4 separate regions of the Homo sapiens genome follow, and all the other regions are linked to region 4. A link is a contact called in ENCODE Hi-C or POLR2A ChIA-PET data. All regions are on one chromosome and are shown on one strand. Each heading gives the region's core, a stretch centred on a gene start or an enhancer-like site at or near the end of the contact. The rest is flanking DNA. Distances are from core to core; before and after follow the strand shown. Region 1 holds the start of BRD8 (bromodomain containing 8). Region 2 holds the start of PKD2L2 (polycystin 2 like 2, transient receptor potential cation channel). Region 3 holds the start of FAM53C (family with sequence similarity 53 member C). Region 4 holds the start of ANKHD1-DT (ANKHD1 divergent transcript).

The links. A loop is a pair of places that touch in the nucleus more often than their neighbours do. ChIA-PET counts read pairs that join two places held with the same protein, here RNA polymerase II (POLR2A). Pooled maps may share reads with other maps.
Region 1: a loop to region 4 is called in a map of ascending aorta, with 5 times the contacts of the local background. The contact joins the promoter of BRD8 here to the promoter of ANKHD1-DT in region 4. A Hi-C loop is called at or near these places in 1 of 168 maps with a recorded cell type or tissue (ascending aorta) and 11 of 50 pooled maps. POLR2A ChIA-PET finds 5 or more read pairs at or near these places in 1 of 52 experiments (naive thymus-derived CD8-positive, alpha-beta T cell).
Region 2: a loop to region 4 is called in a pooled map, with 14 times the contacts of the local background. The contact joins the promoter of PKD2L2 here to the promoter of ANKHD1-DT in region 4. A Hi-C loop is called at or near these places in 7 of 50 pooled maps. POLR2A ChIA-PET finds 5 or more read pairs at or near these places in 2 of 52 experiments (GM10248 and activated T-cell).
Region 3: a loop to region 4 is called in a map of CD8-positive, alpha-beta T cell, with 23 times the contacts of the local background. The contact joins the promoter of FAM53C here to the promoter of ANKHD1-DT in region 4. A Hi-C loop is called at or near these places in 3 of 168 maps with a recorded cell type or tissue (CD4-positive, alpha-beta memory T cell, CD8-positive, alpha-beta T cell and naive thymus-derived CD4-positive, alpha-beta T cell), 1 of 37 single-sample maps with no recorded cell type and 12 of 50 pooled maps. POLR2A ChIA-PET finds 5 or more read pairs at or near these places in 1 of 52 experiments (naive thymus-derived CD8-positive, alpha-beta T cell).

The regions. Positions count from the first base shown.
Region 1 is chr5:138,176,039-138,179,879 of GRCh38, forward strand. It overlaps BRD8 (bromodomain containing 8), which reads right to left and starts at 2,592. Exons shown (of 27, transcript NM_139199.2): 1 at 2,558-2,592; 2 at 1,533-1,629. The coding sequence starts at 2,576. KIF20A (kinesin family member 20A) reads left to right here and starts at 3,074. Exons shown (of 19, transcript NM_005733.3): 1 at 3,074-3,164; 2 at 3,622-3,807. The coding sequence starts at 3,643. RefSeq lists enhancers at 2,542-2,836, 2,544-2,593, 2,734-2,903.
Region 2 is chr5:137,888,207-137,892,446 of GRCh38, forward strand. PKD2L2 (polycystin 2 like 2, transient receptor potential cation channel) reads left to right here and starts at 1,251. Exons shown (of 15, transcript NM_001300921.2): 1 at 1,251-1,316; 2 at 2,275-2,376. The coding sequence starts at 1,286. PKD2L2-DT (PKD2L2 divergent transcript) reads right to left here and starts at 1,113. Exons shown (of 4, transcript XR_948815.3): 1 at 941-1,113; 2 at 1-82.
Region 3 is chr5:138,336,919-138,340,807 of GRCh38, forward strand. It overlaps FAM53C (family with sequence similarity 53 member C), which reads left to right and starts at 1,348. Exons shown (of 5, transcript NM_016605.3): 1 at 1,348-1,389. It overlaps LOC100128966 (a long non-coding RNA gene), which reads left to right. Exons shown (of 4, transcript NR_146628.1): 4 at 1-228. It also overlaps a transcript of CDC25C not described here. RefSeq lists enhancers at 498-577, 748-1,227 and silencers at 1,308-1,657, 1,708-1,797.
Region 4 is chr5:140,398,705-140,402,761 of GRCh38, forward strand. ANKHD1-DT (ANKHD1 divergent transcript) reads right to left here and starts at 2,697. Exons shown (of 2, transcript NR_186045.1): 1 at 2,407-2,697. ANKHD1-EIF4EBP3 (ANKHD1-EIF4EBP3 readthrough) reads left to right here and starts at 3,129. Exons shown (of 36, transcript NM_020690.6): 1 at 3,129-3,569. The coding sequence starts at 3,264. It overlaps ANKHD1 (ankyrin repeat and KH domain containing 1), which reads left to right and starts at 3,129. Exons shown (of 34, transcript NM_017747.3): 1 at 3,129-3,569. The coding sequence starts at 3,264. RefSeq lists enhancers at 1,723-1,872, 1,963-2,112, 2,203-2,252, 2,443-3,332.

The sequences.
Region 1 (3,841 bases), core at 1,342-3,841, 2.2 Mb before region 4:
TGCACATCATCAGCATTATTCATAATGGCCAAAAAGTGGAAACAACCCAATTGTCTATCAAGTGATGGATAAATAAAACTTGGTATATTCATACAACAGATTATTATTCAGCTAAAAAAGGAATTAAGTATTGATACATGCTACATAAGAATGAACCTTAAAAAGTGTTATGTCAAGTGATTAAAAAAAACAAAAAAAAGTCCAGAAGAGCACGTATCATTCCATTTGTATGAAATATCCAGAATAGGCAAATCTACAGAGACAAGAGAGTTGGCTGGGTATGGTGGCTCACACTTGTAATCCCAGCACTTTTGGAGGCCAGGACTGGTGCATTACTTCAAGACCAGCCTGGACAAAACCTCATCTCTACTAAAAATACAAAAATTAGCCAGGCCACTCGTGGCGCATGGCTGTAATCCCAGCTACTTGGGAGGCTAAGGCACGATAATCGCTTGAACCTGGGAGGCGGAGGTTGCAGTGAGCCAAGATCTAACTACTACACTCCAGCCTGTGTGACAGTGAGACTCTGTCTCAAATTAATTAATTAATTAATAGAAAGTAGATGAGTGCTTGCTTGGGGGTGGTGAGGAGGGGACAACATGGACTGACAGTTAAGGAGTAAGGGGTTTTTCTTAGAATAAAATGTTCTAAAATTAGATTGTGGTGATGGTTGCACAACTGTGAATATACTAAAAACCATTATATTGTACATTTTAAGTAGGTTAATTTTATAGTATGTGAATTATATCTCAATAAAGCTGTTTAAAAAAAGAAATACAGCTGGCCTGGTGGCTCACACCTGTAATCCCAGTAGGTTGGGCGGATCGCTCGAACGCAGGAGTTCGAGACCAGCCTAGGAAACATGATGAAACCCCCATCTCTACAAAAAAATAAAAAAAATTAGCTGGGCATGGTGGTGTGCACCTGTAGTCCCAGCTACTCAAGAGGCTGAGGTGGAGGATCATTTGAGCCTGAGATATGGAGGTTGCAGTGAGCCAAGATCACACCACTGCCCTCCAGCCTGGGCCACAGAGTGCAATCTTGTCTCAAAAAAAAAAAAAAAAAAATAGGCCTGGCAGTGGCTCACGCCTGTAATCCCAGCACTTTGGGAGGCCGAGGCGGACAGATCATGAGGTCAGGAGATTGAGACCATCGTGGCCAACATGGTGAAACCCCGTCTCTACTAAAAATACAAAATTAGCCAGGCATGGCCAGGCGCAGTGGCTCACACCTGTAATCCCAGCACTCTGGCAGGCCGAGGTGGGGGGATCACCTGAGGTCAGGAGTTCGAGACCAGCCTGGCCAACATGGCGAAACTCTGTCTCTACTAAAAAATACAAAAATTAGCTGGGCGTGTCCGCACCACTGCACTCCAGCCTGGGCAACAGAAGGAGACTCAGTCTCAAAAAAAGAAGAAAAAGAAAAGAAAGTCTACTTACAGCTTAATATGATTAACTATAGAAATCTACCGATGTGAAAGAGTATCTAACAATTTCTAAGACCCAGAAAAGCTGACATCCTAGATACCTTACCAATTTTGATCGCCACTTCTCATGACAGAAGATGCTAAACATAGCTTCTCTCGGATGGACCATGGCTCTGTGGGGCCAGTGCTTAGCAGCTTGTGTTCTGGGAAAGGGAGAAAAAAAAAAAAGCCTTGGAAACAACCACTGAGACTGTAGTGCTAAGCTCCAAAATCCCCAAAAAGAGGACTAAAAGCCTAATACAAAACATCCCAACTTGTTAGGACAAAGTGAGCTACTATAACCAAATCTTGATTTTCACCTCTCCAAGTGAAATATCACCAGTGACCGGGGTACCTATTCGTTGCATGTGAATTATTAACATTTTATTTCTTAAAACGCCATGGCTTGAAGCTCCGCTTTATTAAGAAACAGGGAATGTCAGATTAGGCAGTTCTCCCTAAAAGCCCAGTTTTAAGAATACTGGACTTTATTCCAGTTTGAACTTATTCAGGGCTTATTTCCCAGGAACCCGAGCGGCCAGCCCCTCCTACTACCCCGCCTCCCTCTTAGCATAAACTTGTTTACTTCTCTCAGATCCTCTACTCCAAATGTCGGGGGTAAAAGAGCTTTTCAGTCCAAAAAAAGAAAAATGGCTGAAATCCCCGAGATGCAATTTCCTGAGTGGCAAGAAAAGCTCATGGTTAAAAGACCCCACTTCCACTGCCTCACAAACGTCAGACAAAAAAATGAATGGCTCTTTGAGGTGCCGGTTACTCCGTCTGGCTCATAACATCTTTTCGTCTGCACGCCCAAGTTTCTAGAGTGCTTTTACGGTTAACCCGCAGAGTTCCTAACACACTAGGATTCACTAAGCTGCTTCTCTCACACCTCCGCTCTCTCCCTGAGAAACAAGACCCCAGATTTCTGGGCCCCCAAACGTTGGTCTTCACGATGCTGTAGAGCGCAGGTCTCTGAAAACCCTGGGCTCTCAAGCAACCCACTTCTCCCACTCCCTAAGCGTGTAACAAAAATATGGTGCCTAGCCTCGGATCTACAAAGGCCTTTCACGCAAAACCTGCTCAGATACTCACTGCCCGTTCCCGTCGCCATCTTGGCCCCGAAGTCTCCAACCCTGAGGAGAGACGGTCTGGAAGGGCCGAAACCCTGGAATTCTGGGAAATAGTGTACCGGCGTTGGTTCGCGGTGCCTCCTGGGAAATGTCGTTTTTCCCCTTAAGACAAAGCAAGCACCCTAAACCAGTTACCCTGTGCACTCCTGTTAAGATTGTTGCTAAGGAAGGACAGGAGTTGGCTGCTGAAGCCTCAAGATTTCCTTTAGGCTCTTAGGTAAGAAATGTCTAAGGTTCAAGGAAAAAGGTTAAGTTGGAAGAATCCCAGGCAAAATAAGTGCGAATCCACGACAGTTGGTAACCCGGACCCACATTAGAACTCAGAGGTCAAGCAGAAGCGAACGACTGGAATTCCAGTCAGGCCCGCCCCCTTTCCTTACGCGGATTGGTAGCTGCAGGCTTCCCTATCTGATTGGCCGAACGAACGCAGCGCGTAATTTAAAATATTGTATCTGTAACAAAGCTGCACCTCGTGGGCGGAGTTGTGCTCTGCGGCTGCGAAAGTCCAGCTTCGGCGACTAGGTGTGAGTAAGCCAGTATCCCAGGAGGAGCAAGTGGCACGTCTTCGGGTGAGTGTGCGGCTGTGCTGGAGCCCGGGTTACCAGCTCTTGCCCGCGCGGAATAGGCTTTAAGAAATCGGAGCTGCAGCCATCTGTTTTTCTCTTAATGCTGCATCTCTGTTCTCACGGTGGTCCTTGGGGTGAGGTTAGAGAAGGAGCCGAGGGATCCTGACACCACCTCCACAGCACCGGCGGGCGAGGTGCCCTACTTTAGGCGTAGCCTTCTGCTTTTGGAGCCAGATGTCTGTGGACTTCTGTTCGCGTTCAGAAATGCCGCCTCAAACTTCTCTCAATTGTTCATTAAGTGAACTTCTCTCATTCCCTTCCCCTTTGCCGATAATTGGAGGGGAAAAGAAGTAGGAAGCGGGACACGGTGTCCTGGGGCAAGGGACTTATTACCTAAAATTCGCGGCCCCTTCTGTCCCTAAAGGTTCTTCTCCCTGCCCACTTTTTGGTCTCTTTTTAGACCTAGGCTGCCCCTGCCGTCATGTCGCAAGGGATCCTTTCTCCGCCAGCGGGCTTGCTGTCCGATGACGATGTCGTAGTTTCTCCCATGTTTGAGTCCACAGCTGCAGATTTGGGGTCTGTGGTACGCAAGAACCTGCTATCAGACTGCTCTGTCGTCTCTACCTCCCTAGAGGACAAGCAGCAGGTAAAGGAACTGGGGAGTGGCTGGGGCGGAAAGT
Region 2 (4,240 bases), core at 1-2,500, 2.5 Mb before region 4:
AGCTGCTGGGAGAGGTTGAGCTGGGGATCCCTTAAGATCAGGAGTTTGAGGCCAGACTGGGAAATATAGCGAGACTCCATCTCTAAAAAAAAAAAAATTATGTAAATTTGATTACCTATATATGGGTGTTTTTCCTCTAATAATTTCAATTTCAGATAATCTGTTACTTTAGAAAGCATAATTTTGTGAACAGCTGAGAGTCCCAGTACAGGAAAGCCCAAATCCTTTTGTTAAAACTATTCTAAAGCTTTTTTTCCTCTCGGGCTTCTAGTTCACTGGCTGTCAGCCTTTTGCGAGGCCTCTCCTGTTCCTCTCATCGATGGTAGTTTTTGACCCTCACTACTGTGTGGCCGTTTTGCTTTTTATCTACACATAAAACAGCATTTATCGACAGCAGTCTACATCTCTTTCAGGGAAATAACAAAAGTGGCTTTATCTTTTACTTTCAAAACTGGTTAGTGGTTTTCTTTGCAGGTTTCCCTGGGGCCTTTGGACTGGATTCCATTTTATTTTCCTTTTTATCAACACGAGAATCCGTCCTGGTCTTACATCCTGGAGGGCTTTTGGCTGCCTTAATTTACAGCCAAATTAGTTTGGCCTTTTCTATAGCTGGTTTACCAACCTTCTCATCTTTGCAAAGCTTCTGGGTCAGATGTGGGTCTGGGCCCCAGGACTCCTGTGTCGGCCTGACCTTTCACATAATCACTGCAGAGTTTTTCATCTATTTTTACATCACGGGGGCAGGGGAGTGGAAGCTACTTCCAGCAACAGCTCTCGGTTAATAACCAGTTTCTGCAAGTAGCAGCAGCAGCAGCAGCGTAGGGTCACGGTTAGGAATTTGGGCTTGGGCATCCAAGACTTGGCCCCAACTTCCAGTGAATTACTTCATTTCTCAGCTTCTCGGTTTCTTCAGGCCTAAAATGAGGACAAAAATACCTACCTTTCACGGAGGTGGATGTGGAGACTAACAAGGCGATAAATGTTAAAGGTATTCGAGAGAGAGAAGCCCGTGATAATGAATGACTACGATTTTTAAGCCCACAGCCAGGTTATTCCCAGAAGTTGGCCCTCCGCACCAGACCCCAGCAGCCCGCAGCCCGCCTCGGGCGAAAGGCCTCCCGGGCTCCTGCGGCGCAGCCGCGCTGACGACTTGTCGAGTAGCTCGCCGCCCTGGAGGAGCTGGGGGCTCGCGCAGGCGTCAGAGCCGGGCAGCGCGCGCCGCAAGACTAGCGCGCAAGCGCCGCGGCCTCAGGCGAACGAACGGGCGGTGTAGTGCAGGTCCGCCATGGCTGAGGCGTCACGGTGGCACCGAGGCGGTGAGGGGTCCTCTTAAGGAGTGGGAGGGACAGGGGCGATTTGGCAGTTCCAGACACCCTGAAAGGAACTCTGCGGCCCCAAATTCGTTTGAGAGATGTGACTGCCGACACCTTTAGCCCTCACAGCCTCCCCTGGGGAAGCGGAGAGGGACAGATGGTCCCATTGCACAGACGGGAAAACTGAAGCCCTGAGCGAGGTGGCGCTCGCCTCTTGCCGGAGGCTCGAGCTGGGCGTTGTCACCTGTCGAGTGACCGTCGCTAGGCCGGTCTCTAAAGTCCTTGGTTGATCTGGGGAGTCGTGACCTTGACAGAATTCAAGCCGAGGTGTTTTTCCCCTGTCCAGCAGAAACCAGCCTTCCCAAGAAGCTGTATTGAGGGTGGAGAAAACGGTTAGGACAGATGAGAGGTTTTACTTGTTTCGTATTTTGCTTTTTCATCTTAAGACTGGCGAGAAGACATCATGATATAAAATCTGTTAGTGGCCGGGCGCAGTGGCTCAAGCCTGTAATCCCAACACTTTGGGAGGCCGAGGCGGGCGGATCACAAGGTCAAGAGATCGAGACCATCCTGGCCAACATGGTGAAACCCCATCTCTACTAAAAATACGAAAATTAGCTGGGTGTGGTGGCGCGCGCCTGTAGTCCCAGCTACTCGGGAGGCTGAGGCAGGAGAATCGCTTGAACCGGGGAGGCGGAGGCTGCAGTGAGACGAGATCGCGTCACTGAACTCCAGCCTGGCGACAGAGCTAGACTCCGTCTCAAAAAAAAAATCTGTTATTAATAGTATATAGTAAAAAAATTATCCCTGCCTCGTAAAACTAAGAATTGAAAAATAGCCAGAAGCTATTGGAGCTTTCCTCCCCGCAGTGTAAGGACTAAAAGTGGCTGTGGTTTTTCCATTGTTGTCACTTATAAATTACATAATAATGTAAAGAAAAATTTTGTCTTATATCTCACAGGGGCTTCGAAACATAAGTTGCATTACAGAAAGGAAGTAGAAATTACAACCACACTTCAGGAATTGTTACTCTACTTTATTTTTTTAATAAACCTATGTATATGTAAGTACACAGATATAAAGATGCTGTTTGTTTGAACTAAGAAGTTAAAATGTGGAGATGAAAAATAAAACATACAAACTTCAAAACCACAGGCTGTCAGGCTACTAAAACTCAAAATACAGTGACACGTTTAAACATAATCTTAAATTCATTTAGATTCATTTCATTTAGAAATTGACTATTTTCAGTTCTTAAGGGGCAAAATTTTACATCGCAAATGTAAGAAGCTTCCATAGTCAATACTGACTGAATTAGAATTATTCCTTTCATTTGGCAGTTCTGTCTTGAGCATAATTCATCCCTTGGGTTGGCAACTGCAATTTGATTTTGTTTAGAGTCATATAGACACATCAGCTGAGTTTCATAAATCAAAGTACAAATGAGGCCAAAGTTCATCTTGGTGTCTGCCATTAGCTTGGTTCTTTTCACTGACCTATTGCAGTTAAAAAAATAGTTTGTGCTGAGTCAATGCAAATAATTAAGGAGGACTGGGAAAACATCTCAACCTGCATTCCTCCTACCTGTGGGTCAATAGCATTGGCTTAATATGCAAAGAGGAGTATTAAAGAGCATTTGTCGATGGCACCCAACATAACAGTAGATGAAAGCTCACTGGCAGTATTGTCTCATGTTGGTATGTGCTACACACTGGCAATTGTATAGCAATTAAGTAATTAATTGGTGTTGTAGGGGTGAGTTTGAGTCTGCTCTTGATTGAAAAGACAACTATAAAATTAGCCAGGTGTGGTGGCACACCCCTGTAGTCCTAGCTACTGAGAAGGCTGAGGTGGAGGATTGCTTGAGCACAGGAGGTCGAGGCTGCAGTGAACTGTGATTGCAACGACTGCACTTCAGCCTGGGTGACAGGCTGAGACCCTGTCCCAAGGAAAAAAAAAAAAAAGATAACTGTAGGCAACTTTATAAATTAAGATATCTTAGACTGCTTTATAAAAGCTTGGTTATGAAAACTACATGCTTACTACAGAACATTTGGAAAATGTAAAAATGTAAGTAAAAAGATCATTTATAATCCCATTATTCAGAGATTTTTAAAGAACACTTTTTTTAATATAATACAGCAACCTGAATCTCCATTTATAATGTGATTTTTTTTCTTTTTTTTTTCTTTTTTGAGACAGTCTCGCTCTGTCACCCAGGCTGGAGTACAGTGGCTCACTGCAACCTCCACCTCCTGAGTTCAAGCGATTCTCCTGCCTCAGCCTCCGGAGTAGCTGGGATTACAGGCCTGTGCCACCACGCCCGGCTAATTTTGTATGTTTTTAGTAGAGACAGGGTTTTCACCATGTTGGTCAGTCTGGTCTCGAACTCCTGATCTCAGGTGATCCACCCACCTCAGCCTCCCAAAGTTCTGGGATTATGGGTGCAACACCACGCCCCGCCACTAGTTAATATTTTTAAAAACTCATCATGTGCCAAAACACAGTTTAAAATGTTCTGTGTGCATCATCTCACTTCTCACAACAAAACTAGGGGGTAAGAGATACTATCCCTGTGATGGGACTCACACCCTTATCTGTCTGAATTCAAAGTCCATGTAACCTTAACCACTCACCATACTATATTGCCTTACTCTCATGTAGAGAAAAAGTCAACTTGCAGAATAGTGTGTATAATGTGTCCTCATTTTTGTAAAGATAAAATTATTTTCTTTATAAATGTGTATGCATAAAGAAATGTCTGAAGAATATTTGCCAGACTAATTCTAGAAACCACATCCTACTTTTTATATTTCTAGTTTAGATTTTTTAAATTATTACTTTTATAATTAGATTAATAAAGTTTAATTTTCAAAATTGAGAAAAAAATGTAACATTTTTAATCCTGATAAGCTGAGTTTTTAAAT
Region 3 (3,889 bases), core at 98-2,597, 2.1 Mb before region 4:
GAGGACGACCCCCGCCACTGGCTCTACTTTCCAGCTGATCACAGCTATTTACCTGTCCCAGTCTTGAGTAAGGCACAAAATATTTACAGAAAACAGATGTCTTTCAGAGGACTTGCTGCTAAGTGTAATAGTGAAGATTACTTGCATTACTGCTACTTTCCAATCAATTAAAAAAAAGAAATAGAAAACTTTGTATTACAAAGAGATCACAACACGAACGCATTGTTTAAAGCCTCTCCTTTATCCACTTTTTTGCTTGTCTCCCTAAACCATCTGTGATGCTAGCTGAGACTCGAATTTACATAAGAGCCAGAAACCATCAACCCAACCTCTTCACACACTAACGTCTACATTCAATCTCTTTAAAAAAGACTTAAATTTTGGCTCATGTGGGAGGTGGTGGTAGTGGTGGAGACTTAATAAAAGGTGGTTTTGTCTTCCTGAAGTGGAAATATAGCGCCGTCAACATCTTTTCCCCATCTGCCTGTTTCCTCCTTCCCTTTCTGTTTAAGGAAAGTCTAACCACCGCACTTCTCCCCACCTCCCCGCACCTCCCCCCAGGCAAACGCAAGCAACTGAACCGCCTATGATGTCATAATCACAATCCCATTACCTCATCCTGCTGGGGGGGAGGGGGCGGAGAGAGAAGAGAGGGAGTGAACAGCCCTGGGCTATCCTGAGCTTTACAAAGTGTTCTGGGTGAGGGCAAATTACAGAACCAAGTGGAAACGTCCCCGCAACCATTATAAGTCCTGGGTTTTTAAGGTTCAGGCCGATCCGGCAGCTGCAAGAGGGGCTCCTGGGACTCCGAGCAGGCCCTAATCCGCGCTTGGACCACACTTCCCAGCAGCCTTCACGCCGCGGACGGGTCCTTTGCTGGGGGAAGGGGGATTCCTTCGAAGAGGTGGTCGTGGAGGGCGGGGCAGCAGAGCAGGTGAGGGGCACTGTGGCTAATTGCGTGACGCGGCCCGAACCGAGTGGGAGGCTGCAGTTGGGCCGTTGGAGGGAGGGAGGGCAGGGGCGATGCCTTTGTTTACCTTCTTCCGACATGGCCTCCCCCGCGGGTTTCAAGATGTGCCTCCAACTGGGGCCGTCCACTTTCTGCGATATTTTGGAGGGGGTGACTCGTTAGTGAGGAAACCACCCCCATCCCTAAATCAAAGCGCCAGGCTCGTTCCCAACAGCGCTGTCCGAGAGACACTTTGAGAGAGACACGACACGGAGCTGCGCCCTCCATGGGTGGCTTGGGGGGATTCTGCGAGCCGGAGCTGTCCCCCTACTCTCCTCAGGGACTCGTTGGTTCGCGCCAGCGCCTTTTAAGGGCACCGTGGGGCGAACCGAGCGCTCAGAGCTGCTCCGGCCGCGGCCCTGGGAGCTGGAGGAACCGCGGTAGGTGGTGGAGGGCAGGTGGCGCTGGGGCCTCGGGGCGGGCACCTCAACCGTCCCTCCCTCCTTCCCTCTTTCCCCTCCCCCAGCCCGACCGCCCGCGCGGCCGGGCCTCGCTGGCCGCCTCTGCGGGGAGAGCACGGGACCCGGTGGGGGAGGGGGTGGCGGAGTGCTAAGTCCCAGACCCTCCCCATCCCCTGCGTCCTGAGTTCGCTTCCCGCGGCCAGATGATGGAACCTAGTGGGAAGAGGCGAACGACAGCCCCCCTGAGCGAGCCCTGGCGCACCCCCCCCCCCGCCCCGGGGACCAGCGGACGCCCCATGCCCCACCCCGCGGGGACAGGCAGGGCAACAGAGGGAGAGGTTGAAGATTGGAGGGGCCTAGCCTTTTGCTTCTTCATGGGGGTGGGGGGAGGGGTGTTCCCCACTTGTCACCCCTTTCCCCACCAGAACCATATGGAAGAAGAGCAGGCAGATCTCCACCTACCTGTTCATGCAGCTCCCTGCCTTCCTCATGTTTTTCTTCAGTCTCCCCAGGAGGTGTGGGGCTGGGACCTGAGGGGAAGGTCCCCAAAGGGTTTGTGACTCTCCTCCCTGTTGGCCTGACCTGATCCTACCTTGTCTTGGTACAGCACAACCTCAGCATCCCTGAAACAGGAGTGTCAGGGGTTACTGCCATCCAATAGGAGATGGGGTGGGGGTCTGATCTTTATTTTTGGGGGCTGCTGGTGGAGGGAAAGCCTGGACTGAGAGTTAGGTCTGGTGGGGTTGCTGAGAGGGCCTAGCGGCCTGCTGCTCTGTGAAGGGCTGAGCCCCGTGCCAGTTGTTAAACTGAGAAGTTTTAACTTGTTTAGTGAATATTCAGGGCTGTCTCTACCCTTCAGATACACAAAATGGAAGGGGAAGGAAGGCGGCAAGAGAGGGCTTCTTACACTTTTTTCAATGCCTGCTTGAGAAAGAGGAGGCCCCTCGCGGAGCTGGTTTGCCTTCTTTTGTGTCCTGGTTTGATTCCTTATGGCTTCCGTTCTGTTCCCCCTCGCAGCCTGGCCTGTTTTAGGAAACTCAGGCTGAGAGTATCAGTTGCGTGGTGGTAGTTGCATTGTTCCAATTACCACTGTGTGTGGCCACATCCCAACAATTAAAATGCAGAAAAACACAAATTCACTGTCTTGACTTGATCCTAGAGGTGGCTGGGAGTTTGCTGTTTGTCCAAATGCCTCATGAAAAGCTGGAGAGTTTGCTTCATTCCCTGCTCCTCATAGCTGGTTAGCCTGAGGCCTGGGGTCTCTAGGGTAAAATCCTGCACTTAGGTTCCCTCTCTGGTTGATCTTTGAGGGCAGCAGAGTTAAGAAACCAAGAGCAGAAGTGATATAAGCTTTAGCTTCTCCCGTAAGAATATAGGGGAAGCAGCTGAAGAGAGCTCCCCGGAAGCTAGAATTTTGTTCAGGGTGGTAATAATTATGCATGAAAATGATAGTTAACTGTAATGATGATTGACTTCTCTTGCACCTTTCTTCCAGAGAACTCCAGGTACATCCAGGTTTATCTCTTTGCTCTTCCTTGTGCCCTCCTTCTAAGGTGTGAGTGGGGTAGAGATAATTCCTCTTTTTTGTAGAGTGATCTGCCCCCAAGGTCACAGAAGGAAGAGCCCTCTTGGGCTTTTCTTAGTGTGCAGGTGAGGGAGGATGGTATTCAGCCAGAGAGATGGACCCTATTGCCTTCTTCATCTTATTGATTTCATTACTTCTGACATTCTGAGGCCTTGAAGATTCACAAACGGGAACGAGAAATGGTAGTCTGTGTGGACTCCTGATTTTTATAGGTCAGATGGTACATTTTGTACATTTTAATATGTTATATTGTTCCTGTGACAGGTTAAGATTATTCTGCCCACTTTACATATGGGTAAACTGAGGCCAAGGAGTATTAAATGATTTGTCAAAACTCTTAGCAAATTGGATTAATAATTAGATTTCTTGATGATTTGTTCTCTTGACTAGCTAATGCTACACACATTCTCTGGTAAGCTGTCAGCTTGCTGCTCATTTCCGGGAATAGATAGAACAAAATCAAGACACTGGCTTAACCTCCCCTTTTCCCTTGAGCAAGGCCCCTCAGGTAATTGTGTGGGCTTGAAGCCTGTTATCTGATACAGTTAGTTTGCTTCTATCAGAAGTTGACCACGAGAAAGAATCTTGGTTAACTGTATCCATGGACTTTGCATCAGATGAGGCTAAAAACTTAGTTGAACAGTCATGGAGTTGTTGTTTACGACGTCTGTAGAGTTGAAATGTATTGGAATTACCCTGACCATTTCTTTATCTTCCCATTTGATAAGAAAACAAACACTGTATCTATTGGAAAACAATAATATATCAGATGTTTAGGCTGTGGGAGGACATAAAATCCTATGTACTCAGGTCTAAAGCAGAAAGTCTTGCCTACAACCACTGTTCTTCCTTGTTCTCTTATTACTATTTCTGTAGTTTAGGAGAAGGGTACCT
Region 4 (4,057 bases), core at 1,447-3,946:
CCTAAGGATGTATCCATACCAATTCTGGATAATCCAGCTTTGAAGTGGGTTGGGCAGTGCCAGGTTTCTTTTGTTGGTGTTATTAGTTTGGGTTGTGACTTAGTCACACATGCCTTGAAAACTTAACAGCACTGAGGATATAGGCTAATTAAGTTCCACAAATGCTAACTAAAGCCAGTGTACATAGCATTTACATTAAAATAGTTCTCTAGAATAGGTACAAGACTTTTTTTTAACATTTTCTACAACTTATTTATTATCTAGAAAGAACATTTAACAAACATGTTCTGCTCATAGAAAACACTATCCTTTACATGTGAAATGTCAAAATGAGCAATTACTAAGCCAAAGAAATGTTTATGATATTCAAAATGTTTTTTAAATAAATGTTTGGCAGAATCAACTTTTAAAGTTATTTTAAAAATCATTATATTCTTATAAAATTTTAAGATCCCAGTTTAAGGATGACGAAATATTAAATATTGCACAGTTGAGATATATAAAGGCCTTTGTTAAAGTTGTAAGAGAGGAGAAAATGACTTTTTTTTTTTTTTTTTGAGACTGAGTCTTGCTCTGTCGCCAGGCTGCAGTGCAGTGGTGCGATCTCGGCTCACTGCAACCTCCGCCTCCTGGGTTCAAGCGATTCTCTTGCCTCAGCCACCCGAGTAGCTGGGATTACAGGCACGCGCCGCCACACTTGGCTAATTTTTGTATTTTTAGTAGAGACGGGGTTTCACCATGTTGGCCAGGATGGTCTCCATCTCCTGACCTCGTGATCCGCTCACCTCTGCCTCCCAAGGTGCTGGGATTACAGGTGTGAGCCACTGCGCCCGGCCATTTTTTTTTTTTTCAGCCAAATTCTGTTATCATATGGACATTCTCTGGGTCAAAGGATATTTTCCATACAAACCACCAGACTCCTTTTTTGGTCATGTCTGATTAAAGGATTAGATAGAAACCGTTTTTTTTTTATTTTTTTAATTTTTTTAGACAGGGCACCGCTCTGTTGCTCAGGCTGGAGTTCAGTGGCACGATCTCGGCTCACTGCAACCTCCATCTCCCAGGCTCAGGGGATCCCTCCCACCTCAGCCTCCTGAGTAGCTGGAATTACAGGCATGCACCACCATGCTCGGCTAATTTTTTTTTTTTTTTTGAGACGATGTGTTGCTCTGTCGCCTAACCTGGAGTGCAGTGGCACGATCTTGGCTCACTGCAAACTTCGCCTCCTGGGTTCAAGTGATTCTCCTGCCTCAGCCTCCCGAGTAGCTGGGATTACAGGCACGCACCATCACATCTGGCTAATTTTTGTATTTTTAGTATAGACGGGGTTTCGCCATGTTGGCCAGGCTGGTCTAGAACTCCTAACCTCAAATGATCCGCCCACCTAGGCCTCCCAAAGTGCTGGGATTAACAGGCGTGAGTCACCGCGCCGAGCCCAATTTTTGTATTTTTGGTAAAGACGGGATTTCACCATGTTGCCTAGGCTGGGCTCGAACTACTGGGTTCAAATGATCCGCCCGCCTCAACATCCCATAGTGTTGGGATTACAGGCGTGAGCCACGGCGCCCGCTATAGAATCTGAATATTTTTAACCCCCCTCTTTACTGACAAGATAAAGACAGAGATAGAGAGATGCATATAGGGAGGAAGAGATCTCCTTAGAGGAGGGAAGACCACCACAGCTAGCCTTGTTTTGCACCACACAGATCTGATTAGAACTAGAATTAGTTGGGCTGGCAGGACCCAGGGGCGAGCAGAGAGTTCCTGAAGGAAGAGGAGACAATAACTAGCAAAAATGAGTCTTTCCTGTAAGTTTGGGACTTTGCTAAGCGCTATATTATCATCTAATTTATTCATAACAACAACCCAATGAGGAAGGTACTAATATTACTCCCATTTCACAGAGGAGCGAGTTGAAAGTCACAAAAATGAAACAGCAAACGCGCCGAAGTCAGGCAGCAAGTAAGTGGCAGCACCAGAACTCGAAACTGCCTCGGAGCATGCACTCTTCACCACCCCGTTCCACCTTGAGGTCGGATTCCGCACGCCGTTCGCGGCATTCCCACCTTCCTACGTGGGACAGTTCCCGGTACTGAGGCATGGCGCTGTCCAGCCCTCAGGCCCGCAGCCGTCCGCAAGCAGGAGAACGCGGCCCCGCTGGGCGATCCTGCCCGAAGGCGCCCGAACTGCGGCGCGCGGCCGGGTCCTGGCGGGCGGGTCGAGTCTCCCCAAGGCGGCCATCCCAAGCAGCTCCCCGGATGTCCCTCAGACCCGCGCGCTAGGCTCAACTCAGAAAGGCGGGAGGCGCGAAGCGAGATCGGCCTTGCCCCTCGACTGTCCCCTCATCGCTCCCCGTCCTCTATTCCCTCCCAAATAGCCCCCGGCAAATAGGTTACACATCTTCACCTGTCCCAGAGGTGGTGACTGCTCTAGTGACTGACGCTACGCTCCTCCAACCAGGCAATGGCAGGAAGGTGGAGCCTTCCTAAGACTGATGGCTTCCTTTCTCCAATCCCGGTGCAGCTATTCTCCGGCCATAGTCTCGGCGCCCAGCGGAGAGCGACAGGTGGGAGCTGCGTTACTTCGGCGCCTCTTGCATCCTTGACGTAGAAGTTTCACCAAGCGCAGGGTGAAGTCTACTCCAAATTTGACCAATTCTTGCGGGTCATCACTTCAGCAGTCATTTTATTCAGAAGTGGAAATTTCCCGGCCCTTTCCCGTCACCTCAGATGAGGGCGGGATCAATGGTACTCCCACAGGCCAATTGTACCACGCGACGTCCCGCGACAAAGTGACCGACACTTTATGGCGCCAATGAATTCTCCCATTGTTCGGGGTCACTATGACTGACCACAAGGCCAACTAATCCACTTTAAGGTCGTGACGCGATAGTCAGGCGGGTTGGCCAATAGACATAGGAAAAGAGCGGAAGTCAGCTGGTGAAGAGTGGGAGGCGGGTGTTCGCAACCGCCTAGGCCTGCGCGGGTCAACGCAGCTTGGCGGCTGCGAGCCAGCGAGCGGCGCGTGACGAAGAGCCTGAGCGACGGGTCACTTTGGCCAATGATCTGCAGCCGCCAGGGTATTGCAGCCAGTGGCGAGTCGAGGGGGCGGGAGGCAGCAGGTTAGGCAGTGAGAAGTTAGTGGCGCTGCTGGGACGGGGGAAAGGAGACGCTTCTTCCTCTTGCTGCTCTTCTCGTTCCCGAGATCAGCGGCGGCGGTGACCGCGAGTGGGTCGGCACCGTCTCCGGCTCCGGGTGCGAACAATGCTGACTGATAGCGGAGGCGGCGGCACCTCCTTTGAGGAGGACCTGGACTCTGTGGCTCCGCGATCCGCCCCAGCTGGGGCCTCGGAGCCGCCTCCGCCGGGAGGGGTCGGTCTGGGGATCCGCACCGTGAGGCTCTTTGGGGAGGCCGGGCCAGCGTCGGGAGTCGGCAGCAGCGGCGGCGGCGGCAGCGGCAGCGGTACGGGCGGAGGGGACGCGGCGCTGGATTTCAAGTTGGCGGCTGCCGTGCTGAGGACCGGGGGTGGAGGTGGTGCCTCTGGCAGTGACGAGGACGAAGTGTCCGAGGTAAGGCTCCGGGACCCTCGCCTCCCACACATTGTGAGGCGTGAATTCTCTTTGGGTAGGCTCTGGGCCGGGGCCATCCTCCCGCTTCCCTGGTGGAGCCCTTCTGTGACAGCGGTCGGCTCCATGGCGGCGGTGGCCGCGGTGAGGGCCTAGTGAGCCCTCGGCTTACTCTTTAGCTCGAGCGGGACAGGTTCCCGTCACCATTCGTAGACCCACAATAGGGAGTCCTTTGGTCTCTGAGCTTCGCGCGGGAACAGGGACTCCTCAGGCTGCCTCCCGCCCACCCTGCTTTGGAGTTGGGGGTGGGGGGCGGGGTCTTGCCAGAGTCCCTGCCCTTGGTACTGAGAGAGACAAACAGAGACAGAGACAGAGCTGGTGCAAAGATCGTTTCTCTTCTTTGCCTCTCCTCAGAGTTGAGGGATACGTTTATTTGCCTTCTGCCTTGTGTGTGTCTTACCTGTGTGCTTAAGGACGGTTCTTATTCTCCC